Linked DNA regions of Mus musculus: region 1 is linked to region 2. A link is a contact called in ENCODE POLR2A ChIA-PET data. All regions are on one chromosome and are shown on one strand. Each heading gives the region's core, a stretch centred on a gene start or an enhancer-like site at or near the end of the contact. The rest is flanking DNA. Distances are from core to core; before and after follow the strand shown. Region 1 holds the start of Evl (Ena-vasodilator stimulated phosphoprotein). Region 2 holds the start of Cyp46a1 (cytochrome P450, family 46, subfamily a, polypeptide 1).

What was found. ChIA-PET counts read pairs that join two places held with the same protein, here RNA polymerase II (POLR2A).
Region 1: POLR2A ChIA-PET joins it to region 2 with 13 read pairs in embryonic stem cell. The contact joins the promoter of Evl here to the promoter of Cyp46a1 in region 2. POLR2A ChIA-PET finds 5 or more read pairs at or near these places in 3 of 5 experiments (Patski and embryonic stem cell).

Annotation. Positions count from the first base shown.
Region 1 is chr12:108,551,794-108,556,828 of GRCm38, forward strand. It overlaps Evl (Ena-vasodilator stimulated phosphoprotein), which reads left to right and starts at 2,927. Exons shown (of 13, transcript NM_007965.3): 1 at 2,927-3,420. The coding sequence starts at 3,416. It overlaps Gm16596 (predicted gene, 16596), which reads right to left and starts at 3,825. Exons shown (of 3, transcript NR_045753.1): 1 at 3,586-3,825.
Region 2 is chr12:108,331,510-108,336,614 of GRCm38, forward strand. Cyp46a1 (cytochrome P450, family 46, subfamily a, polypeptide 1) reads left to right here and starts at 2,807. Exons shown (of 15, transcript NM_010010.2): 1 at 2,807-3,055. The coding sequence starts at 2,937.

The DNA.
Region 1 (5,035 bases), core at 1,677-4,176, 220 kb after region 2:
TTTGAACACTTGGTCCCAAACTGGAAGAGTGTGGGATCGTAGGAGGTCTGGCTTGCAGGAAGAAGGGGCTCACTGGGGATGGGCCTTGAGGTTCCATCCCACTTCCCGCCCACTATCATCCAATAAGCCAAAGGCTAAGCGTGCCATTGGACAGCATCTGAGGCAGGGGCGCTGTAACCGCCCACCTGATGTTTCCACTGCTTATTTGGAAAATGCCTTGACTTCTTACTTTCTTTTGTTTTGCCACTCTAAATACATATCTTTATTTTTATGTGCATTGGTGTTTTGTCAGCATGCATGTCTGTGTGAGGGTGTCCGATCTCCTAGAACTGGAGTTTCAGACACTTCTGAGCTGCCATGTGGGTTCTGGGAATTGAACCTGGACTGAGCCATCTCTCCAGCCCTCTTTTGCAATTCTAAAAACTTCTTGAAGCTTTTACCACATTGGAGCATGGTGTTTGGTGTAAATCTGTGTTCCCTAGCCATGGTCACTCATATTTGGCTCTAGAATAAACTCTCTCTTATTCCCTTTGAGATGACAGCTTTGTTTTTGAGCTGACAATAGAAAAGTGTGCCGACTTTTATCTTTGAACAGCAACTCTTCTGTTTATTATCTGACTGCCTCTAATTAATATCCTGAATATTTGAAATTACGTACTTTTGGTCGCAAGAAGTATTTCTTACCCTCAGATTGTTCCCCCTCAGTGTCTTTTTGACTTGGGCTGGCAAGATGGCTCAGTGGGGAATGGCATTCAATTTGCTGCACATGAATATTCAGTTTGCAGCCTCCAGCCCTTTGAAAAGCATCAGTAAGCCACTCATAAGGGCAGAGAGCCCTGTGGCCCAGGGTCTCCCTCTGAGGTCCCATGTTGTTGCATTGGACTCTAAGTTTCCAAAACATACTCTTTGGGAGATACAGTGAAACACCATGACAAGGCTCCTCGGAGTTTCTGACCAGTCTACCCAAGGAATGTAGCTGGCAATAACGTCTTAAATGGTGGAAACTCTCAGCTTAGCTCCAGGCAGGATTGTAACAGCCGTGAGCTTCATTCAGCCTCTTAAGGTCCACAGAGCCTGCGGGACGGTTCCCTCCCACCCCATCAAATGCCTCCTGTCTCGGTGTCTTCCCAAGGGCGGCTGCAAGGCTGTGGTGTAGAAACTGTCTCTCTTCAAGCTGTGCACCGTTATCTTAAGGAGAGTCACCTGAAGCTGAAGAGCTCAATCTGTGAGTCAATACAGGAACCCCAGGCTAACCTCAAGTTGTGAGAGCAAAATGGATCAAAGGTAATTTTTATTTCTTGCCAGAATGGAACACAGCACCCTTTGTCAGTCATTCCTGCCAACCGCTGCCAAGTACTTCCATAGATAAGGGGACAGGCATTGTGAGAGAGGGAACGTCATCGTCCCCACCACACTCAGTGAATTCCTAAAACCAGCAGCTCTGGTCCCAAGGATGTCTCTGCAATCTGTTTCTTTCATCAGAGGGCTCCGTGAGCTGCCAGAAGGGCCGGGCCAAGACAGACAGGGACCACTCCCATCCTCTGCTGTATCCTGCTTCCCTGTGGAGGCTGCTGATCTTTGTCTAAACCAGCCCTACATTTAATGCCAAACATGTTTATCCAGTAGGTGGGAATCCCGAAGCTCACCTTACAGGCTGCTGAGGATCTGTTGAGGCACCAAGGTCAGTAGGAAACAGACTGAAAGGGACTTGCTCACATTTCTCCCTACCCCCACCCGCCCTTCCCCTTTCCCTAACAGCTAGCCATTTGAAGCCAACCTCTCTTGAGCAAAGCAGAAAGAAGGCTTTATTCCTTGGATGTAGAAGAACTTGGTGTTTCCCACTCTTCTGATATAAAATGTTACAAAAAGTTAAACAGTTTTTGAAACATGTGGCCTCAAAAAGATTTCTTTTTGGAGGCCACCGGTTCTTGGCTTTGGAAAATGGGTTCTCCTCAAAAGTGTCAGTGATTCTAGTGTGGGGTGCAGAGGAAGGACACTATCTTTACAGCAAACCCACCAACTAATTCTTCCCTCCAAGTTACAGAATGGCAACAACTTGTTAGACCCCAGGGACAGACACCTGGAGATTGGTGGAAAAGCACAATGTCTGGCTGGAATAAAAGTGTGCACCAACCCGGACTCTCCTGGGGACACCTGGAATACCTTCAGGTGACCTGAGGCCTGAGTATTTTCATAACTCTTAGGATGTGACAAGGCTCTTCTGTAACAAAGAGACCAATCTGGTTCCCAGGAAGAAGGGAACACATGAGGTTAGGAGAACTATAACCTCAGGCATTGCTAACAGTACTGCAGAGCAAGGGATCCGTTTAAAAATTGCAACTTTCAGCCCATAATGCTCTGTTCTGAATGCACTGGAAAGCCGGTTCAGTAGGGCTCCACGTGCCTCCTGGCACTCTCCCCGCTCAGCCTTGCCTCACAAATCACACCCTTTGCCCTAAGCCTCTCCACCTGCCCTTTTCTATACAACTCCTCCACCACCAGGGATTCTGTGGGGTCTCTGCCCGACTCTGCTCGCCTAGCTCCAGGTCAACGCCCCAAACCCCGGCCCCAGGCCCACCACCCTCCAGCCCTTTCCGCGGAGCTCCGCTTTGTCTCTCCCTACTAACCCCATCCTCCAGGCCTCTCCTAGACCTAAGATCCCTAAGCTTTCCCGTTAAGGTCGCCCCGGTCTTTCTCTCGCAGACAAGACCCTGGAATTCACTAAGTTAACCCCATTCCTCTAAGCTACAGTATCTCCTTTGGGACCTTAGGCCACGCCCCCCGTCTTGCCCCCAGGCCCGGTTGCCCAGCCACCCTTTCCACAAAGCTTCGCCCCGCCCCTCTGAACCTGGGCCACACCCCTGCCCCGCCCCTCACGCCCCGCCCTCTTAGAGGCGCGGACCACGGAGCCCCGCGCCTTTTGTGTGGAGCTTCGCTGCGGCGCGCGCTCATTCCCTCCGCGGCCGCCGACCGAGGGGCGTCGGCGCGCGCAGTCTCCTCGGCGGGCGGAGGGGTCCTCCGCCCCGCGTGCACCCCGCACCCCGGACCCCATCCTCCGGCCGCCGCCCCGAGTCTCAGGCGGACGCGCGCGCTCGCTCCCGCCCGCGAGACCCCGCCGCTCGCCCCCTCCCCCGGCCCGTCGGCGGGCGGTCGGGACGCGCACGCGCCGGCCCGGGCACGCGCGCCCGCCAAGATGGCAGGGGCCGGGGCCCAGCTGTCAGTCGCCACCGCCGCCGCCGCCGCGGCCGCGCTGCCTCGCAGCTAGCGGCCCGGACGCCCGCCGGAGAAGATGAGCCCCCGCCGCCGCCTGCAGCCCAGCCAGACGCGGAGCCGCCGCGCCCGGGGTCGGCTGCCCCGCTAGCGTCCCGTCGCGCCGCGCTTTCATCCCCGGCCCCGTGCCCGCCCGGCAGCCACGATGAGGTGAGTCGGGGCCTCGAGCGCAGCGAGGCCTGGAGCGCCCGGCGTGGAGGGTGGGGTGCCCGGGCATCGAAGCGGCCCCAGAGCCCCCAGCCGGCGGCCCAAGCACCAGAAGACGCTCAGGCCGCGGGGTCCGCGGGAGGCCGCGCCCGCCTTGCGGTGCCTTACCGCTGCGCGCGCCGCGCCGGCGGTCCACACTTTGCCATCCGCACGGAGCTCTTCTCCATTAGGGCGCTCTCCTCTTCACCTTTCTCTTCTGACCTGTCCCCTTTCTCTTGCCAACCCTCAGAGTGTGCAACCCCAAAAGGTACGGCTTTTGATGTGCCACTCAGCTAGAACCTTGTCAACACCCAGAAACCCGCGTGCCCTCTTCATTTGCTGCACCCAGCCTTCCTTTCCAGACTAACCTTAGCCTGCTTTCTGGGGTGGGGTGGGGCGCGGGGCAGCGTATGCCGGGTTTTCTTTCTCTCTTTCTTTTTCTTTTTTTCTGTGCAATTTTATCTTCTAGGCACATCTTTCTTAAACACCGTAGCGTCCAATTGTAGATTCGGTTCACCTGTTCTGTGAACTGTTTAAATCAAATAATGCACTGTTGTAATTTTTGTGTCTGCCTACTTTCATCAAAGATATTTCTGAAGTTCGTCCATAGTGTTTCTATTATCTACTTACTGTCCTGCATAGTATAGATAGTACACACTGTATCCATTCTACTGTTAGTAGACTTTTGAGTTGTGTGTAGCTTTTCCCCATTAACGTTGCAATGAATATGCCGGTGGGTGTACTTCCTAAAGCATTCATATCTATTGAGTAGATAGTTTCCCTACCCACAAGTAAGTTGGGTTTTTTGTTTGTCTGTTTGTTTTGTTTCGTTTTTTTGTTTGTTTGGTTTTTTTTACATAAAAAACATGTACATCTTTTGTCGTAGTTGATAGAACTAAATCCCCAAAATCATGTTATCACTTTATACCAGCAAGCATTTACTAGCCCTTGTTTAAAAATTCCTGACACCTCTTGGTATTGTCTGTGTGAAATTTTAGCCATTATGGTGAGTGTGAAGTGACATTCCATCAGGGTTTTAATTTGCAGTTTCTGGTTGACTAAAGCGACTGATTGTCCATTTGTGTGTGTTTGGTGGTTTTTTTGTTTTTTGTTTTTTAAATAAAGTGTCTGTTTAAGTATTGTCCAGTTTAGCTTCTTCTTAATTAGTAGAGTTTCCTATTTTTAAGTGAAGAAGATAGCTTGTTAACATTTTGAAGAAATGCTAGTATTTTGCTTTTCATATGAAATGATGCTGTCTACCTGGAGTTGGTTTCTGTGTAATGTGGAAACAGAATTCATGTTTTACTTTCTCCTAGCATGATTTATTCCTCGCTGTTTACCAAGATCACCGTTTCCATCAACTGCAATGCCACCTTTGTCACCTTCCAGTCTTCCATGTGGGGTCATTTCTGTCTGTCTGGAGAACATCTTTTAGTGTTTGTCTTTCTGCCTATTGCAGTGTTGGGTATATCAGACCAAGGGTCTTGTATGCATCCACTGGTTGAATTCCGAAGCTTTTGTCTGTTTGTTTTTTGTATCTTTTATGTGTATGCATGCATGTGTGCATACATTGTGTGTG
Region 2 (5,105 bases), core at 1,557-4,056:
AGTGCTCTTAACTGCCAATCAATCTCTCTAGTCCATCTTCATTTTGATATATTTTATTTAATCTAACATATTCAAAATATTTTAACATGCAGCCAATATAAAATGCCAGGGCTGGAGAGACGACTCTGTGGGTAAAGTTTTGACCCCAGAATGCACATAAAAATACACAAATACTTGATAAAAACATTAATGACAGTAACTTTTATGGGGTTTGTTGTGGTGGTGCACATGTGAAATTCCAGCAATGGTAAGATGGGAGTTGGAGCTCAGCAAGCCCATGGGAGATCACTGGCAAGCTAGCCTAGGCTAGTTCCAGGCCAAAGAGGGACCCTGTCTCTGAAAATAAGAAGCAGCTAAGAACCGACAGCTACAGCTGTGTTTTTTGATCTCCAAGTGCATGGGCACCTCCGCCACATACATAGGGCTGGAGAGGTGACTCAGCAGTTAAGAGTTCTTACTGCACAATGATCCCAGTGCCCACCTAACACACCGTTCACATCTGTAACCTCAGCTCCAAGAGGGAATGGAGACAGGATTGCTGGCCATTGCTGAATTCTAGCCTAGAAGAGAAAATCTGAGTCCCAGGTTCAGGGAGAGACTCTGTCTCAAAGGAAGAGGTGGTGAGAGCAAGAGAGTATTTGATACCCTTTTCTGTCACACAAGCACGCGCGCGCACACACGCACACATACAAACACACACCACTTGCTAATAAATTTTGGTTATTAACTTTCTGGGACATAGGGTCTGCATGAGCAGCAGCTTGTGTCGCACAGCTAACTATAGGAGAGTTAGTTAGGAGCGTCATGGGCATGGAGACACAAACAGAGTGGATGTGGGATCTGGGACAGGATGCCACTGACACACTCCAGCCAGGAAGAGGGGCAGAAAGGGTGGGGTGAGGGGCCCTGCCAAGCCAGAGGTCACTAGAGTTGCCTGATGTGTCAGAGAATATTATTACCTTTCCCTTTCCTTAGTCTGTCCTGTGTGGAGCATCTCAGACTGTGCCCAGAGTCCATTGGAATCAGGCCTTGCCTCCAGGGAGTCTCTCTCTGTTCTGAGTCCTGACACAAAGTTAAGTCCACACAGCTTAGGATATCTGCTAAGCTCAGGGTGAGGGGTCATAACACCCTCCTAAAGTGACCATGCCATGCTTCTCTGCTCTGCACACCACCCTCCCAGTATTGGAAATTGAACCCAGGACCTTGTATTGTGTGTTTACAAACAAGCACCTTACCACTAAGCCAGATTGCTAACCCTTAAAAAAAAAGAAAAAAGAAAAAAAATTAGGACAGGGTCTTAAGTTGCTCAGACTAGCCTTGAACTCTGAAGGCCTAAAATATTTTATTTTTGAGACAGGGTTTCTGTATAGTCTTGGCCTGGTCTGCCTTCCCAGTGCTGAGATTCAAGGTGTGTATCACCCACCATATCCACCTAGCCTCGAACTTTTGATCCTTTCTCCTGTGAGCACCACGATGCCCCACGGTCTTTGCTGTCTACTCTCTTTAACTCGCCTAAAAGCACGCAAGAAGTCTACACCCTCCTCGCAGTCTCATGCCTTCATCTCCTCTCAATTCAGGAGCTTTCACAAATGGCTAAACTAAACTGGCTGACCTTCCTCTGCCCCCAAGCAGGGCCACGGGAGGTCCCTGTTGCGCACATGCGACTGCCGCTCGCTACCACACGGGGGCGCGGTGGCAAGCCACATCCCCCTAATGCCACTCAGAGGCCAGTCCCCGGTTGGATGCTTGGCTTCCCGTCTTGTTCAGGCTGAGGTGGCCTCTCCAGACCGAAATCAAGCACAGCTCCTAAAGCTCTCCCCGTCACCTGCAGCTCACGGATCCCTGATATGTCCCTCCCGGGGGCTGGTCCTGTATACCCGGAAATGTAGGCACACGGTCCACACTTTTTTCCTGTTTTTCTGTCTTCAGACCCCTCCAGGACCTAACCAAGGTCTCGGAGTAGTCAGAAACCGACCTTCTCTCGAGGTCTTCAGAGCCCCCACTCCCCAATCCCGAGGCTCTTTATCTAGTCAAGGAGAGCGCACATCTGGCCCTCCCATCCACTGCAGGCCTATCTGAGCGTCCCCCACGGGAACTGAAACTCGGAAGTGAGGAGCACTTTGCGCTTCCACCGGGTGAGAAGGCGGAGCACAGCCCAGCACATTCCTATGGACCATCACCCATACTCAGGATTATGGTTTTCCCGGGCCCAGGAACTCCTGCATCCTGCTAGGATCTTGTCCTCCGCCTCCGGGCGGACGCTGGCACACAGCGGGCGCAAGGCTTGCACCGACCTGCAATGAAGGCGCAGCGCGAGGACATTTGGGATTGACTAACTTTGGGGCGCTAAGGTTTCAGGGAGATGTTTGAGAACAGTCAGCGCAAGACGGGGATTGGAGGGCTGGGAAAGGGTTTTCAGAAGGTTTGCACGAGAAAGGAAGAGGCCTGGCACTGCACGCGGAGAGACAGTTGGCGAGGCCAAAGGGGCGGAGCCAGCGGACGGGATTTGCGCCGCCGCCTGGGCAGCTTGCGCCCAGGAAGCGAGGTTGCCAGGACAACGCGTTCTGGGCGGGGCGACTTCGGGGTGGAGTCTGAGCTCAAGAGAGGGTAGAAGGGGCGTGGCCTCAAAGTCTGAGCCAAAAGCCAGGTTGTGATTGGTGAATACTTATCGCTCTGGGCGGGAACGGCGTGGCGGCTGGGGCTGGGCCTCAAAGAGGGCGTGGCCGTGCGGGGGCGGGTCCTGAGAGCTAGGGCTGGAGGCGGAGACGTGGTTGGCGGGTCCGCGTGCCCGGGGCGGGGTCGAGCCAGCGGGGGCGGAGCCGAGCGGCGGGGGCGGTGCTGGTGAGCGCGGGGCCTGGGGCCGAGGCGGCGCGCAGCGCTGACAGCTAGTCGGTCGCAGCCTCCGGCCCCCTCTGCACCGGCGCCGACCACGAGCCATGAGCCCCGGGCTGCTGCTGCTCGGCAGCGCCGTCCTGCTCGCCTTCGGCCTCTGCTGCACCTTCGTGCATCGCGCTCGCAGCCGCTATGAGCACATCCCCGGGCCGCCGCGGCCCAGGTGAGCGGGGGGTGGGGGCGGGGGCCTGGCTGGGGCTCTCGATCGCGGGGTCTGGGGACCGCGTCAGAGCCAGCGCCCAGGACGGGGGTCCAGCCTCGTCTTGTACGCACGGCCAGCCCGGAGACGCAGGCCCGGAGAGGGGCGCTAACTATTCTTAGTAACAAATTACTCACAGCCGCAGCAGCTGCTGGGCGCCCACCGCGCTTGGCTGGGCCGCACAAATGTGTCGGCAGCTACAGTCCTGTCAGGTAAGCGCTGCTGTTACCCCATCGTTCAGACCTGCAGACTGAGGCGCACGCGGGGAAGTCACCTGCCAAGGTCACACAGTTGGTAAGCCTAGATTTAAACCCAGGTTAGGCTGCTTTCGAAGTGGACGCTGCTAACTTTAGGACTTGGACAGGGCCAACCTGTCCAAATACTGAACACTGTACTCCCGTCACGTTTTTCTGTTTCTGTGTTTCTGTCCTGGGACATTCCATTTGTCCTCAGTATTTCCATTCCGTTTTTGGCCACTTTACCAATGGCTCCCATCAAAAGCTTACCTTTCTTTTCCTTTTCTTTCTTATTCCTTTTCTCACCCCCCCCCCTTTTTTTTTGGAGACAAGGTTTCTCTTCAAAACCCTGGATGTTCTGGAACTCACTATAGACCAGGCTGACCTCAAAACTCACAGAGAGATCTGCCTGTCTCTGCCTCCTGAGTGCTGGGATTAAAGGCCTGTGCCACTATACCTGGCAAGAGCTTTTTGAAGCTTAGAGTAGATGTGTAATGAAAGTGTCCCAAGGGCTTCCCATCACTTCAGAGTTGAAAAATCCCGTTTCACATGAACCATACCACACAGCTAGCAAGCTACTACTAAGTTCACAGGCAACTTAGTACCTGTCCCCTCTTGCCCCCTTTGCATACTACGGTTGCCCTAAGCCTGCCTGTCCCCTACATCTCTCCATTGGCTCTCCCCATTCACCTTCTCTGGCCTGTGAGTGGTATTTTCTTGTTCTCATATCAAACAGGCTGTCCCAATCCCTCTATGTGAAGCCTGCCCAGCCCCGGTAATTTTAAGGCTACCCCTGGAGTCACCTTTTTTCCCACCTGTTGATTGCCCCATGCTAAAATGTGAGCCCAAATAGGGCAGAGATGTTGGGTTTGCTTGTGTCATACCTCCAGGGCCTGGCATGTTGCACTTAATTGCTCAATAAATAAATATCTGTTGAATGAATAAATAAATAAGCAAAGGTATTAGACACATTTCTTAAAGACCTCTGGATATGAACATTCTGGAAGGTACCATCTCCAGTACAGCAGCCTGAATTCCTGTTTGTGGACCCGAGTGACCCCTGTGGCTGGAGACATGGGGAGGCCACTCTTCTCTCCCTTGTGTCTCTGCCCTCCTTTTGACCTTGGGGGTCTCCCTTGGACACCCCCCCCCTTGCCTTGTTTAGCACTTACAACTTTCACTCCTCCTAAACAGGCCTTCTCCAGGACTGCATGGCTTGGCTTAAGGCTATGCTAACTCCTTAGGGAGGGGGCCCTTCTGTTGGACCTATAGCCCCTTAAGTCACCGTGCCACCTCTTGTTAAGTGTTTGTCTCAGTCACTGTGGTAGCCTTGATGTCTCTCCCAGCAGAATCTGGCACATGCACAAATTCCAAGTTGGATGGTGGAATTTCTAGGTTCTGTCTCCAAGCCATCCATCCACAGTTTAGAAGTGAGCAAGCATCTATTGTTCTGACAATGTCTTCTAAACCTATGGGCTTTGGACCTTTCAGACCTGATTGGAGAAGGCAGGGCTGCTCACTTTCTCTGAAAGGAAGGAAGGAAGGAAGAATAAAAAGACGAAAGAAAAGGATATAATGTGCATACTTTTAAAATCTACCCTTTGAAAGTGTTTAGCTGAGCTACAGAGTTGCATAACCATCAGCAGTAATTCTAGAACGTTTCTTTCACCCCCAAGAAGAAATCCTGTATCCATTGTCAAGAACGCCCTGTCTGCCTGCCCAGGCATCCCTAGCACTGGTCTGCATCTGTCTCCATGGGTGGCCTGTACTAGATACTT